Linked DNA regions of Mus musculus: region 2 is linked to region 1. Evidence: chromatin contacts called from ENCODE Hi-C or POLR2A ChIA-PET data. All regions are on one chromosome and are shown on one strand. The core of a region is the stretch at or near the end of the contact, and the rest is flanking DNA. Distances in the headings are between cores, read along the strand shown. Region 1 holds the start of Tmem33 (transmembrane protein 33). Region 2 holds the start of Slc30a9 (solute carrier family 30 (zinc transporter), member 9).

Region 1 (3,042 bases), core at 165-2,664:
TCAGTTGATTCAGGATCATACCTAATTCCCCAAAGAATCAACATAAAATGGTTCTTGTGTCCTGAGAAGGGCATAATCAAAATGTAATTTCAGTTTCTAGAGCCTTCTGTAAAACAGGTCTAGACTTTTGAAACTAGGTGTGTCTTCAAAGCCCAGAGATAATAGAGGGATTTCCATGGACTGACTGGGAGTAAAGAGGCAGAACAAATAAACACAATGGCTGCTTCCCAAAGAGGGGAAGGGACAATGGACAGTTAAGGAAATCTGCACGTGAACTACAAAGTAGATTAAAATGCATCCATGTTCAATTCCCCAAATGTAATGAAGTGGAAAATAATACTTAAGTATTTTTGGGTTATCAAAAATCTCCAAATGGGTCAGCAAAGTTAAGTGCGTGTACACAGTACAGGGGTGTTGTAAAAAGCTTTTTAAAAAAAAAAAAATCAAAACTTCAATTTAAGGGCAAAAACACAAAAACTACCTCGAGTCGACCTGTAGATCAACATTTTTAATTATAAAGTTTACAAACGGGCAGTCCTCCTCTTTGTAAACGACTAATCAAAGAAACACACCACTCTCTCCCCTTTGCAAAATTTCTTAAAAGGCTTGAAGTAGGTACAAAGGGCAATACTACGACGCGCACCACGAGGCATGTGGGTTGAATAGATGGTATTTTCCACCTTGGGGGCCGAAGACGATCGGAGACCGCGGTGTGGGAAGGGGCAAGGAGGCCAACATCCCTAGCTGACAGGTGACAGCCGCCTGCTCCAGAACTGCCTGTTGTCGCCTTTGAAACAAACTTGGAGCTCCTCTGGCCGCCACTCGGCTCCTCCCTAACCCCAGTCCGGCAGGCAGCGGCTTCTAGAACCCTCTAGCCCTCTCAAACACTTCCTGCTCCTCGCCAACTCCGGCTGATGGAGCCGGGCGACCAGGCCGCTCACTTACCACAGCGCCCGCCCCTTGGGGGCCGTTCGGGGTCGTATCCGCCATGGGAGACACTCGGGAGCCCGGGACGCTGCAACAGCAAAGAAGAGCAAAACGTCAGTGCGGGGCGACGACCCTCCGACCTGCTTTCAGAGCCGGCAGGAACCCCAAACCCCCGGAGGAACGGGCCCTCCCGGACGCGTGCAGCACACAGCCGCAGAAGTCCCCCTATGGCGGCCCGGTAATACCTGCCCCGCTCGGTCCAGACCGAAGCTGCCTTTCTAGAAAGACCCAAGCGAAGGCGGAGCTTCGGAGAAAGGCCTTAAAGGGCCGATCGACGCCGCCGGTTCCCGGGGTTGCAAAACCGGAAGTGATCCTTTCGTTTCCACGTGAGTCAGGCGGGACGTTGAGAGTCACCGGGCGTGGTTTCCGGAGGCATGACGGGAAATGCAGTTTTTCTCCTTGTTTTGGTTCCACCTTCCCTACGAGCCAATTGGCACGGAAATGTTAAGTAAAACCACCGAGGCAACTTTCGTCTTAACCGGCACTCAGGCGATTTTCCTCGCTGGCTTCCGAACCTCAAAAATCTCTCTACTTCCATATACAGAAGCTTCAGAAATATCTATGATCTCTCCAGATAGCGATTCACCAAACCCTGTGATTTAGTTTTCTTATTTCAAGCACTAGTGAAACCGGCTATGTGACAGACGCTTGGAGGAAAAAAAAAAAAAAAGAACATAACACTGACCTTCTCAGAGACAATAGAGCAAAAACGACCACAAGCTGAGTTAATCAGGGGTTTCTGGAAAAGTAATTCTGGCCATAAATCTTGAAGGGAAAGGAAAAATTGTATATGAAAAGGGAAGGAGGTTCCAAATAAGAGAACAGAGCAGGTAAAGTAACAGAATGAATCAGGACAGTTCGGTGTGAACTGAATGAATGGGTCTGGGGGGGGGTGAAAGATTTGAACTGCTGAGAGGCAGGGTGTGTGGCAAGAAAAACATTACATGAGGGCACGGGAGGGGTTGGAAGGAAAGGGGAGAAATGATGAAGTTATATTTTAATTAAAAATATTTTTAAAGACTTATTATGTATACAGTGTTCTGCCTGCATGTATGCCAAAACTTCTGAACTTAACTCTGCAATCTAGGGAGCCAAGCTACAACTTTAAGCAGAAGTGTGACATCATCTATATTAGAAAGATCATAGGGAGGCCATTGCACACAACTAGGGAGAGCAATGAAATCCTGAATTGTGTGATGGTGTGGGAGAAAAGAACAGGAAAGAAGACTTGAATGTGGCTTCCATAATTTCATGTCTGGCTAGATAAAAGGTATGCAGGGGTGGGGGTGTCGTCTGCAGAGACCCGGAGAAGAGGCATAGAGAAAAATGAAAAAGAAGAACAGAAGAGAGAGGTGGAGGACAGGAAGCTGACTACAGATCTATACTCCAACTTAGGAACCGAGTATCTCTAAGCTCCTACTCTCTCAGAAGTACAATTGCCTTTATGATTCATGGCAGCCTAGGCGCCAGTCAGCTGCTGTCTAGGAGTCAAAGGATGCTCGGTAGAATGTTGTAAACTTTTCTTCTAAGGCCAATGTCCACATTCAGGTCCCCACAATCTCCAGTCTAGATTCCCTATCACCCAAGCTCAGCTAACACATTATCTTCTCTGCATTGCTGGAGTATAATTTGTCCCCTATTTTAGAATATTTATCATTGTCTAATATTTCTTTTTGATTATTTGTTTAATCTGGCTCTCCCACCATGTATGGGTAGTGTGTGTGTTTGTGTGTGTGTGTATGTGTGTGTGTGTGTACATGCACACATGTGTATCTTGGTTTACCTGGGGTGTCAAATACAACAGACTGAGTAGTTTAAACAACGCAACTTCTTTTTCCTCACAGTTCTAGATGCCTGGAAATTCTAAATCATTTTATCAGCAAGATGAGTTTCATTCTAAGACTTAGTGTTGCTGACTAGATCAGTGATCTTTTTACTCTTAGTAGCAGAATTTGATTTCCTTCTGCCTCTTCTGTATTCCCGAATTTTCTGACTATAAGTAACTATACGTAAGTAGATAACAATGCATCTGATTTATACTAAAGTTAGACCTTC
Region 2 (3,042 bases), core at 386-2,885, 46 kb before region 1:
TTAACCATAGTTTTGATTGCTCTTTCAAATACCGTAACAAAACTTCCACCAAGGTGATGTTTCAAATTTAAAAAGGTGTTAAGTGTTAAAAACACTAAATTTTTTGTAGTAATAAACATCCTAAAAGAACTCTGCAAAGTAGTCCTAAATGAAGAGACTAATTACTATCTGAGCTACAGAGAATGGGACAAAGAGCCCAGCATTTTAGGCCCAGTGACAGCTACCCAGAATAAGAATTACAAATTACACTACTGCAACTCACCTCACCAACACTGAAGGGGCACTTTGGACAACATTTAACAGCCACTATATGTATATATATTTCTGTGTAATATGTTGAAGTTTATTTGGAGTTTTAAACAGAGGGCCCATTCTGTTCATAAGTGGCATACCGCCACCATGGGAAAACTAGCTACAGTATTCTGTCATTAACAACAAACTAAAACAGTGTATTGCAATCAATTCTTTTGCAACCTTAGAAACCAGCTTTTAATACGGTATGAATATATTCTACTTTATCTGCCCAGCACAGGAGTGTGTGACCGCTTTTATCAAAAAACCTGAATGGCTGCAGCTTTTGCCTTCCGATCCAAGTTTTTGAAGGGTGACTGTGAATGTTTGAGAAACGTTTCTGTAACCACTCTTTGCAAATCCCAAGAACCTGAGGGGCTCGGGTTAGCGGTGGATTTGGTCCTGTCCTCTCCTGGGCTCTGCTAGCAGTCCTCCGTGTCAAGCTACGGGAACAAGGGAGGTGAACAGAAACAGGACTTACACGTTTGATGCTACTTTAGAAACTCTCCAATAACTTGAATCTGACTGAGAAAGCAATGCTGACGAAGATGAAAACTCTCAATCCCACCCTGCGCCCAGGGTTATTTATGTACAGTTTCAGGAGACACTTTTGTCACCAAAAGGATTGTTCGATATAACCGCAAACTTCGGTGGGTTTCCTGTCCCCCAGACTATGCCCATTCGATAACTGTGAGAAGCCCTCACCTTAAGATCCGTATGTGACATCCACTTTGATTTAGGGAGATTTAAGAAAACGGGATGGCACTAAGAAAAAGTGTAGCGCAGGAGTACCTCACTCAACCTAAGCAGCAACAGAACTGCGGCGGCGGCCCAAGGGGACCCTCCAAGCTGGTGGAATCCGCCATTTCCCACGGCCTGTTTGGGTCACCCTGGGTCACCGCGATGTGCCCTAAGACCTCCGGGTCTGGAGGTCCGCCTCAGGGTGTCCCTACGCGGGTTGGCCGCTCCCCGGTAGCCGCGGCTCGCGGGGACACCTGTGAGGACCTTGCGAGACCGGCAGGCTCTGTCTGGGTTGGAGAAGGGCAAGCGGGCGGGCCAACTGCCGAGGCCAGGCGCGGCCTCCACCGGTCCGTCACTCACCCTGGCTGCGGCCGCGGGTCGCTGCCCGGCCGCCACCGAGCCTGCACAGCGCCGCCCAGCTGCACCTGTGCGCCGCGGCGGCGGCGGCCAAGCCCGGAAACATCCTGGCGGGGCAGAGGCCCCCACTCGGACACCACCTCCTGCCTCCGAGCCGCCTGCCGCGCCAACTGACTCCATAGACCGGACCCCGGCGAGCACGGATGTGTGCGCCGCGGCCGGCGGCCTCGGCGACCCGGAAGTCATGGGGGTGTGGCGCGACAGCGGAAGTGACGGAATATGCCAGCGGGGGCGGGGTGGGCGGTGCTTCTGGCCAGCACCGGGCCAGGACGGTGTGCGCTGCCGACTGTGCTGGGCATTTGTGAGTCCGTGTCGTGTCCCGGGAGACAGTCTTACGAAGCGCCGCCGGGGCGTGGGAAGCAGGAGGAGAAGGCAGGGTTTAAGCCTCTGTCCCCTTTCCTTTTGAACCCTCGGCACCGCTCTGTCCAACACCGTGGTCACCTTGCTGATCACTCAACCTCCGCTTCTCGGTCGTAGTATAACAAAATTAGAGGCGTGCATAAAATTTGAAGTCGCGGTACTATGTGTACGCGAAGATGGAGCAGTTTTTCAAACAGCCTGGTCCCAGAGAGAAAGAAACCTGAACACATTCGCCTGTTTTAACCATTACCATGTCAGGTTCATTCAGTTCTTAGCTTAAGCCTTCTTTCACCACCCTAATTATAATTAACGTGGTTCTCATTTTTAAATAGTTACCCTGTACACTTTTCTTCAAAATACCACTACTGAAATTATTGTCCCCCCGGAATAGAGAATAGCTATATGGACACTGGATCCTGTGCAGTATACGTATACTACTATATTCCAGGGGCTAAGTCAATACCTGTCTGGCCAGATAAATAGAATGGGATGCATGTCCAGTTGTTTTAAAGATTAATTTAAATCGCTTAGTGAAAGTACTGTAAAATAAAATTTTAAATGGAAAATGAGTGCACAGGGCCGAGGGAAGGTATAGGGAACTTTCGGGATATCATTTGAAATGTATATAAAGAAAATATCTAATAAAAAAATAAAGAAAATGAGTGCAAATCAGTAAATGGGGAGGAAACCCACCACTTTGAGTGGACTTGAGGCTCCCTTCACAGGAGGGAATCCACCTCTGGTAAGGTTAAGCAGGTCAAAAGCCCATGGCTAACAAGGTTGTGGTCTCTAGTAAAAGGCTATTGCAGCTATTTGGATAAATATATTATGGTCTGACACCCCTTCCCCCATAACTGTAGCCATTTTGTTCCATGCTTGCCAGTTATATTACTACTCTAACATGCCTGCCACTCACTGACCAAGAAGTGACTTGGCTCAAGAACATGCTGACCACATAACCATGGTTTTGTCCTGTATGTTCTGAATGTTATGTATGAGGTTTGCTAATCTTAAGAAATTCCATCAAATCAAAGGTCAACACGAACTGTTCTGTGTAAAACGGCTTGAGTTAGAGCTGACCACCGGACAGCCCTTCCTGCACCTACATATGAGCTCACTGTGGTTTTTGTGGCTGACAGTGAAGAATGCTTCTAATAAGCTAAAAAGTTATAACACTCATGCTCTGTTATCTCGATGTCCTGAAATTCCCCTGTTCACCATGCATCCCGACAC

Evidence for each region. A loop is a pair of places that touch in the nucleus more often than their neighbours do. ChIA-PET counts read pairs that join two places held with the same protein, here RNA polymerase II (POLR2A).
Region 2: a map of gastrocnemius shows a loop between it and region 1 (6-fold over the local background). The contact joins the promoter of Slc30a9 here to the promoter of Tmem33 in region 1. A Hi-C loop is called at or near these places in 12 of 37 maps with a recorded cell type or tissue (T-helper 1 cell, T-helper 17 cell, adrenal gland and 3 more). POLR2A ChIA-PET finds 5 or more read pairs at or near these places in 2 of 5 experiments (Patski and embryonic stem cell).

What each region holds. Positions count from the first base shown.
Region 1 is chr5:67,258,937-67,261,978 of GRCm38, reverse strand. It overlaps Tmem33 (transmembrane protein 33), which reads right to left and starts at 1,414. Exons shown (of 8, transcript NM_028975.4): 1 at 1,173-1,414; 2 at 946-1,015. The coding sequence starts at 990.
Region 2 is chr5:67,305,548-67,308,589 of GRCm38, reverse strand. Slc30a9 (solute carrier family 30 (zinc transporter), member 9) reads right to left here and starts at 1,635. Exons shown (of 18, transcript NM_178651.4): 1 at 1,393-1,635. The coding sequence starts at 1,495. RefSeq lists a cis regulatory region at 1,264-1,987.